Regions from separate parts of the Mus musculus genome. Here region 1 is linked to region 2. A link is a loop called in an ENCODE intact Hi-C map of the cell type or tissue named here. Cell type or tissue: heart. All regions are shown on one strand. Links, peaks and the distances in the headings refer to the core of each region. The heading gives the core; the rest is flanking DNA.

Region 1 (4,248 bases), core at 843-3,342, 250 kb before region 2:
TCTCCAGTATCTGGAGCTGAATCTTGATCTATACTGAGTGTGTCTGTTCCTACCTACTATAGAGAGATTTTGTGGTGTGTGTGTGTGTGTGTGTGTGTGTGTGTGAGATCAGCTATCATAGAACGCTGCTATCATTACTAAATGAGAACAGAAACATCCTGGAAAATAGGGGGGTGGGAGGCACCTCAAACCTAGCCTCGGATTGACTGACTATTTCTGGGATTTTCCTTGGGGTCGTGCTGGTTTTGGTGGTGTTTATAGGTAGGCATATAGTGGGAAGGAGGAGGTGGTGGGGGAACAGGGAGAAAAGCCATCAGGCTCCTGAGTTTGTATCTTGGGTCAGGGTAGGACTCCTTCATTTGGGAAGCTGAGCCAGGAAACTGTACTGTAATTCTTGCAATAGAATGTGACTCGTCCCTGCCTAGCCTCTACTGTTCCCTATACCCTCTCCACACCCTAGCAAGCTACAGCCTTCCCACCCATGTCAGTACTCCCCTGCTAGTCACCTCTGCAGCACTCATGGGCTTGATTTCCCTTGCAGGATCCCCAAGGCTTCAGCTCTGTCTTTAGGGAGATGTTGACGCCAAATTCCTTCCCTCGGGATCACTTCCTTTTGGGCGCACATGAAAGGCTGTCTGGCCTCTGTTCCCCCAAGCTGTGCTCAGACACACTTTTAGTTTAGTTTTGGGTTATCTTATTTCCAATGCGGGGACGGCTTCTTCCCCCAAGCCAGGTTTTGTCCCATCTTATGTCTGTTTGGAATAGAGCTGTTCTGTGCAGCCACTGCACTTGGCTAAAAAAATGTCAGGAATGTGGAACTTTATTCCCCCTCCTTTTCCAGCTTTCTCCTTCTTAACCCTGCTTGGGGGGGGGGGGGAGGTGGTGCAGGGGCTCTGTTTTTTTTCTCCACAGTTTGGACTTTCTTAGGTGGAGTGTGGTTCTTCAGGGTGTGGGTGGCCAGTTAGGATGTGTGCATAAGTCAGATTTGAAAGTAGCCATCCCCTCCTCCCTCTTCCCCTTCGCCGGCTTTCCAGTGCCTGGTGCCACGTTTCCAACTGAAACAGGCAGGGGAAGAGGAAAACTCTTTCATTTAGCAACTGGAGAATAAGAAACAGGGGGTGGCTGGAGGAAAGGAAGCAATTTCAGTATCACCTTTAAAATGTCATCTTGAGGCAGAAACTAGTTTCTTCTTCCGTTTCTGCAGCTGCAGAGAAATGTTTCTGAGATTCTGAGGGTCATTTGCAGGTTTGTATTTAGTGTTTATAGAGACCATGATGACGATGGAAGTGTTCTGGAGCCAGGGGAGTTTGAGGATAGGGGCTGGTTTGGGCTTTTTGGACATTGTTTCTGAAGCAGGTGTGGAAGATAGCCCCCTTTTCCAGGAACTACTTTCTTCCCTGTTCCTGACCCCATGACATCAGGAAGAAAGAGTTGGAGCATATACAGTGGAAACCCATTGCATATGTCATACGTGCTTGGACTGAGGGGCCTGTGGCAACCAGTTCTGTTTCTTGATGCTAGGTGCAAAGATAACTTTATGCACCGTGAAAAGATTCTTCTGTTGTATTAATAGAAGTGCATACACAGCATATAGAAACGCCCGTGGATGCCAGCTAATTTTTACTAACTTCTAGTGCACTTCTAAGGATGTTACTTTGTCAGCTTTTGAAATTCCTGACTCTACCCCTGGAGCTTGAGACACGGCCTGCTGAGGATGCTAGGGGACCCCAGAGGGGTCCCTCATTCCCATGGGTGAACTCCTCCTGAATGTGGCACTCGGTGACTTGAACGACAGGACAGACATTTGGAGTTTGAGTCTCTCTTGCTCAAGACTCCAGTTTAACCCCACTCTGTGGGATTATTCTCTTACTTGGTGGAAAGTGAAAGATGGTAATAGTTGGTGGAGCTTTGACTCCATGTCCAGGATGAAGACCCAGCATGGGGATGCTTTATTGATTGGTGCTCCACACAGTCACACTGAGAACTGTTGCTTCTTTTACCGGTCTGGGCATCTGCTTTCTGTCTCTGTATCCCCTCATTGAGTGCCCTGGTTGTATGTCATTTAGGGATGAGTGCCTATGTCATTTAAGATGAGTACCTTTCTCCTAAATTCCACAGCACTAGCCTTATACTGTCCAAATGACCGTCTCTGATTCCTCTAATCCCCCATTGCCCCAAGGATTCTGTGGCATACTTCTCTCAGATGTTTGTCTTGTTAGAACACATAGGGTGGGTAGCGAGGGTCTTGATGCCATCCCCTGTCAGCTCTGGGGCAGTAGAGATGACAAGGGAACAGCCCTGAAAGCTAAATAGGTGTCGCTTCTCTTGCTGGCTCTGTTGTTGTCTGAGCCCTTCAGTGGCTTATTTCCCAGGCGCGCTAGCTATCCAGGCTGGTCACAGCAGAGCGCCCCAGTCCTGGCTGTTTGTGGAATAACATGAGTTGCTATGGTGAAAGCTTCACTCTGGCAGGCATGAACTCCTTTTTGATCTGCTTCGATGTGGGCAGGGGCCCCAGAACTCATTCCATGGCATAGCTGATGTACCTCTCATTCCCACCCTGATAAAGTGATGAAGCCAGATGTCTGATAAGAATGGATTAGAATCCCCACAGGCCAGAAATGCTTTCTAACCAGCCTGTGTGCTGTTAGCTTGCTTTGGTGGGAAACTTTACTGATGCTATCTCTTAACCTTCTTATGCAGTGCTGAGTATCTGGTATCCATTGGTACCTAATGGTTAAAGGAAGGAGGGGCGGGGTAGGGGGCATCGAAACTATGGGTAGGGCTACTGAACAGTCCTCCTTGTTTCATGGGCGGGCCTTTATCCTTTAGGCACTGTGCTCCCTTGCCCTGATTTACCTCTGCTGTCTCAGATGCTCTGCTGTGGAGGAGAACCAAACCTAAAGACACAGTTGGTTAGTGTTGTGGTCTGTGTGGTTTAAAGAGCTTTGCAAGGGATTCCTCTGAATAGTGTATGATCAAGTAGCTTTTCTTGCTTTTGAACAGAGGGAATGGAGCCGGATTGTGAGTTGGGGGTGCCAAGGCCTCTGGGGTCCTCCGGTGAGTTTGTTGGAGGCCAGGGTTAGGAGGGGAGGCTGCCACGTGGCCTCTTGATGTCTTTTTTCATTTATCTGGAGGAATTGGCAGCATTTTACATCTGTGAAATGTTTTACTGGCCTCACCCTGTAATCGGGATGGTTTATGGGGGCCGTCATACCCATCCAGAAGCCTGGCTTCTAGAGGAGAGATTTGGCCAATGACCATCCACTCAGCGTTAGAGTCAGAGCCAAAAATAAGAATCCAGCAGTGTCTGGCTCCCATTTAGAACGCAGCTCTGATGCCCCCACAAGCAGGGTGTCTGTGGAACATAGCCACAGGCGGCCTTATTTTACCTTGGTCCGAGTGGGTCTGTTGACTACCTGGAAGTAATGTCTGTAGCCATCTCACTCTGGAGCCTTTCTGCCCGGAATGATCGTTGAAATTTCCATCTCCCTCCCGGAGACTTTAGAGAGTGACCCAAATGTGTTCATCTGTCACATGTGAACGCAGATGAATGGGCGGGTGCTTCCCCCACTACTGAAATCACTGCCTGCCATAATCTGCGTGAGATAAGGGCTTTCTGGTTGTAGTTTGCTCACGATATTATGGTCATAGCTCAAGGGCACATTTTCTGTTTTGTGAGTTCATGACTTTAGAGGGCAACCTAAGAAATTATCTGCCGTGTTTACAGAAGAGGAAAATAAGCCCCACCCCCAAAGCAGTTGAGAGATTTGCCCAAGACAATTAGAATAAATGTTTGACAAACCTGGAGCCACACCCCGTCCACCTCTGGTGCATCCTCTTGTCTCTGCCCTGAACTCTAGACTCTGACTCTGAATGCCAGTCTGTGTGGAAGTCTTGGAAGTGCTGTATGATGCGGAAGAACGCTTTGCCTTTTCACAGAATGGCAGAGTACCTGTGCTGTGCTGCCGTGAACTTGGGGAATACAGAAATGAAGAAGGCCAGGGCCCTGTCCTCAAAAAAGGTTGCAGTGCACTGGCCCGTGAGCCCAACTCCTCAGGAGGCCGAGTCAGGAATATTAACAGAGTTTAGAGCTAGCCTAAGCAGCATAGTGAGATACTGCCTTTTTTAAAGGGGTAGAGCTCGTTGGTAAAATGTTTACCCAGCATGTGTGAAGCCTTACACTCAAACTCATGCCACAGAGGGGAAAACGTTGTGGATGAGAGTCAGGCCATAAACGTGATGCGTATG
Region 2 (4,248 bases), core at 681-3,180:
ACTACAACCATCAGTCTTTCCTTCCTTCTGACTTCTTTTTGAATATCCTTTCTCTGGGTTCCCTTTTGGTTTGGCTCATTATTGATGGCCCTCCTCACTGTCATGATGGCATCATGCAGGGACCTCTTTGGGTCTCCATAAACTTCTCAGCGCCACCACAGAGGATGGTGGTACATGTCTTGGCCTTAGGGAAACCAGTGAAGAAATTGCACCTCTTGCCTCTAATTTGGGTCTCTTTAAACACCTGGCTGTGGCCCAGCACATCTGGAATCAGAGCATTCCCATTGGTCTGGGTTGAGCCTCCACAGGCCATCATTGTCCTTTTCAGATCCTCCTCAGGCCAGTGGCCAGCACAGAACATGTTCCTATCAGCAAAGTACTGGGTGGCCACATCCGCAATAGGGGGTTTAGAGAACACGACTTTGGCTCCCGACTATGACTAACTTGTCATAAAGAATGTTCCGCTTGGCATCAAGAATTGCCTGGTGCGTGTGAACTCTGATTTCAGCATTATCTTTCTCTGCTTTCAGCTTGAGCTCAACATTTGAGAAGGCAATTGTGGGATTCTCATAATTCTTGGGCTGCATTTCAAACCCAGACTACGAGAACGTGTTCTTGAACGCGACACTAGGCACCAACTGAGACTCCTCTAGGGCTCCACCCTGCACCTTCTTGGTGTCAGTCATTTTAAGCTACAACAACTCATTGAGCATCATCACAGCATCAGCCACCACCTTGGCAAAGAAGGCCTTCTGCTGGGAGATCAGCTTGGAGCTCAGGGCTTGGAGCTCAGGGCTGTCACTGCACACTTCCCTAGCATCTTCCTCTCTTCTACTTTATCTTGCTTCTTTATAGTCACAGCTATCTCTTTGATTTTGGGTGGCTGTGCAGAAAGCTCAGATGATGATCTGAGGGCATAACCCTTCCTTCACACAGGACTTCACCTGCTTCAGAAACTCCTCAGCCAGCAGGATCACCACGGTGGTGCCATCACTAGTGTCAGTGTCTTCGGATCCGGCAATGTCCACTAAAGTCTTTGCTGCAGGATGTCCACCATCGAGGAGTTTCAGAAGTAGAAATTGTTGTTTTGCCTTGGCCATCCACAATAAGTTGCCATGAGGACCCAGGGTGGTCTTATAGCCCCAGCAATCACTTGGCAAACACAGACAATGTTACTCACGAGCTGTTACTCATGAGTTGAGGAATGCCTTGAGAGCTATCAGTCCCCTCTTTCAACAGGATAACATGGTGGGCATCATCTTGGAAGCGGCATCCGGTACCCATAACTCATCTGTTCTCCACTTCAGGGTCGCCCACTCCAAGTGTTTTCTTTGGGCTGGAGACAGAAAAAAAGGAAGTACTTTGTATACTTTGCAATGCCTTGATTTTGACTGTTTCTGCATGCTGCTTTCCAGGCAGCCTCTTAGCAATTATTTCACCTTGTAAATCAGCCTTGGCCCATTAGTGCCTAAGGCAGAAAGCCAACAGATAGCAAGCAAAGCAAGCATGTGAACAGCAGTGGAACCCTTAGATATACTAACTATGCTTTTTTTTTTTTTAACAATCTGATTTTCTGCTTATCTATCTCATGACCTTGTGAAAGTGGGGAGAAATACGAATTATATATCTCTGTGTCTTCAAGGTTACAGATCAAGATACAGCAAATCAAGGCTGTGTTAAAGGCAATAGCATGATTCCGTGAATAAAATTTGTCTTTACACCATTTCTAACTTGCTCTTGGAATACTAGTGATGGCTTACTGGAGAATTTTGAATTCAGATTCCTCATTTTGTATAGGAGGAAATGAAGGCTAGAAGACAAAGTGTGTTAGAATCAATAATATGGAGGCTAAAGAGATGGGTCAGTGGGTATCCTGTTCGTCTTTCAAAAATACAAGGTGGAGAAAGATTGAGGAAGACACCGGATATCAACCTTTGGCCTTCATTTGTACCTGTGCATATGGGGTGCAAACTTAGACCTCCCCCCTCAGTAAATCCTAACTTCCGATTTGACAAAACTTCCTACAGGCAAAGAAAAAAAAAAAAGAAAAGAAAAACAGGGGGTGAGGTGGGAAGGACCACAACTCCCAGAATGCAGTGCTTCCTAGCCTTCCTGTTGCTCAATTTCCAGGGGGTGGGTTTTGAGCGTCCTCTCTGTACCATTGGTCAGACTTCCTATTAGGGCGGAGAAAGTGACCATTTCTCTCCAATCCAGGCACGGAATGAAAGGCTATTGAAGTGGTTAGCCAATCATAACGCGTCTCTGCTCCATGCTTCCTCCACCATAAACTTCCGTGGCGGGAAAACTTGGGAAGTTTTGGCGCCAAGGCGGTGTCACGCGTTTCCGGACTGTTTGGTGGCCGGCGATTTCGGAGCTGCGACATGGCGGGCACAGTAGTGCTGGATGATGTGGAGCTGCGGGAAGCGCAGAGAGACTACTTGGACTTCCTGGATGACGAGGTGAGGCTCGGGCCGCGAGCCCGGTGCTGGGGTCCCGCGGGTGACCGGGCACGGCTGAGGGGGTTCCCGCGGGTGACCGGGCACGGCTGATGGGGTTCCCGCGGGTGACCGGGCACGGCTGATGTGGTCCCCGCGGGTGACTGGGCACGGTGCTGGGGTCCCGCGGGTGACCGGGCACGGCTGAGGGGGTTCCCGCGGGTGACCGGGCACGGTGCTGGGGACCCCGCGGAGGACCAGGGCCGCTGATAACTTCTTTTCTCTGCAACTTCCTGTTATCTTTTTTTCTCTCCTAAAGATGTACCTCCAGATTTTAAAAGTTACATTCTTTTCATGTATTAGTTTCGTTATGAAATTTCATAAACACATAATGTATTTTGGTCATATTTCTTTCTTATCACTCCCTCTTATAATTACTGCTACTGATCCCCATAGCCTACTTGACATGGTACCCAGGCCTTGTGCTTGCCGTCTTCCTCTGAGCAGCCTATTTTTCTTGAAACCTCTTACATTAGGATATGTTAACTATACATACGGGTTACATTATGAAACTTCATAAGCACATAATGTATTTTGATCATTTTCATTTTCTCATTATCTCCTCTTGTCATTTTCTTGCTCCTGTATATCTTCATGAGTTACTAGGGTTTTCTCCAAAGTAATTTAGTTTGTCTCTAAATTCATGTGTTCCCCCCAAACCCCACACAACTTGCAAGGAGACTGGTCAGGTGTAAACAGGCTCTTCTTTGGAAAAGCTAATGTAACTGGCTCAGAGCCCTCAGATTTAATGACTGGCCTGATGCTGGTGAGGGTAGGAGCGAGACTAACAATTTATGACAGCTCTCTTTTTAGTGAATCAAGTGTTTTGTATGCAGGTAAAATGGGTTTAAGTGTAATCCAAAATTTAAAGCTATAGGATGTTGATGAGCCCTGGAAGTTTGTTGATCAATGAAAAGCAATTTAAATTTGAATTTTAAGAGTATTTAAATTACATTTCAAATATACATCATGATTTTGAAATATGTCTACAGTCAGGTGTGCTAACATCCAGATTTTAAAGTTAAATTTTCATATTGCAAGTTTTTTTGTTTGTTTTTACTAAGTCTTTAAGACTTAGGCCATTCTAATTCCCAATTAAAATGTAAGCATATAGGAGAACTGTTAATGATCATGATAGTATGTGATAGGGCATGCTGGACAGGAGGAAAGGGTTGTCTGCAGCTGTCTACTTCCTGGGCACCGTTGAGACATATATCAACATGCTGGCATCCTCATGTGTAAGTGACATAGTGGCTAGTGTCATCTTTGCTGGTGTAGGCTTTAAGTAGCTCCCAAGTCCCTGCTTAGGACTTTTGAATACCTTTATGCTGACCTCCCATGGTATAAATAGAACCCTCCCCCACCCCCACGATCAGTAACCCCTTTATAAATTGAATGCTCAGTGGTCCTTAATGCTCTATTGATAGAGACAGCAGGTGTGTTCTCCTTGTCCAGAAAGGCATACACCTGTTTTATAATGTAGGAAAGAACATTTTTCCGCTGAAAGACAGAAGTACGTTACACCAGAGGGCAAGAACACAGAACTGACCACCCAGCCTTTATGTAATATGTCCTTAAGTACCCCCAAGTTCTTGATGCAGTTGTAGACCCCACTGCTGAGCTTGCCTGCCTTCTGACCTTCTAATATTACTGGAATCCCTTAGATTCAGGACAGGCTTACTCTCACTCGACGATACCCCTTTCTACCAGTGTTTACAGCTTGTCACTGTGTACCCATCTGCTTGCTTGTTCT

What was found. Peaks named below come from ENCODE experiments on the same cell type or tissue, not always from the same donor. Only the 100,000 strongest peaks of a DNase experiment are listed, where the experiment ranks them.
Region 1: a loop joins it to region 2, with 3 times the contacts of the local background. A loop is called at or near these places in 11 of 42 quality-filtered maps.

Annotation. Positions count from the first base shown.
Region 1 is chr1:21,072,630-21,076,877 of GRCm38, reverse strand. All of the region lies in intron 1 of Tram2 (translocating chain-associating membrane protein 2), which reads left to right. Among named protein-coding and RNA genes, the nearest start is that of Tram2, 4.5 kb to the left of the region's middle. In heart, for the core only: a CTCF peak has its summit at 2,396; no DNase peak of the experiment used is centred there; H3K4me3 peaks cover 514 bases; H3K27ac peaks cover 2,438 bases.
Region 2 is chr1:20,818,342-20,822,589 of GRCm38, reverse strand. Mcm3 (minichromosome maintenance complex component 3) reads left to right here and starts at 2,278. Exons shown (of 17, transcript NM_008563.3): 1 at 2,278-2,459. The coding sequence starts at 2,382. It also overlaps the pseudogene Gm20587. In heart, for the core only: no CTCF peak of the experiment used is centred there; a DNase peak (open chromatin) is centred at 2,199; H3K4me3 peaks cover 1,401 bases; H3K27ac peaks cover 1,401 bases.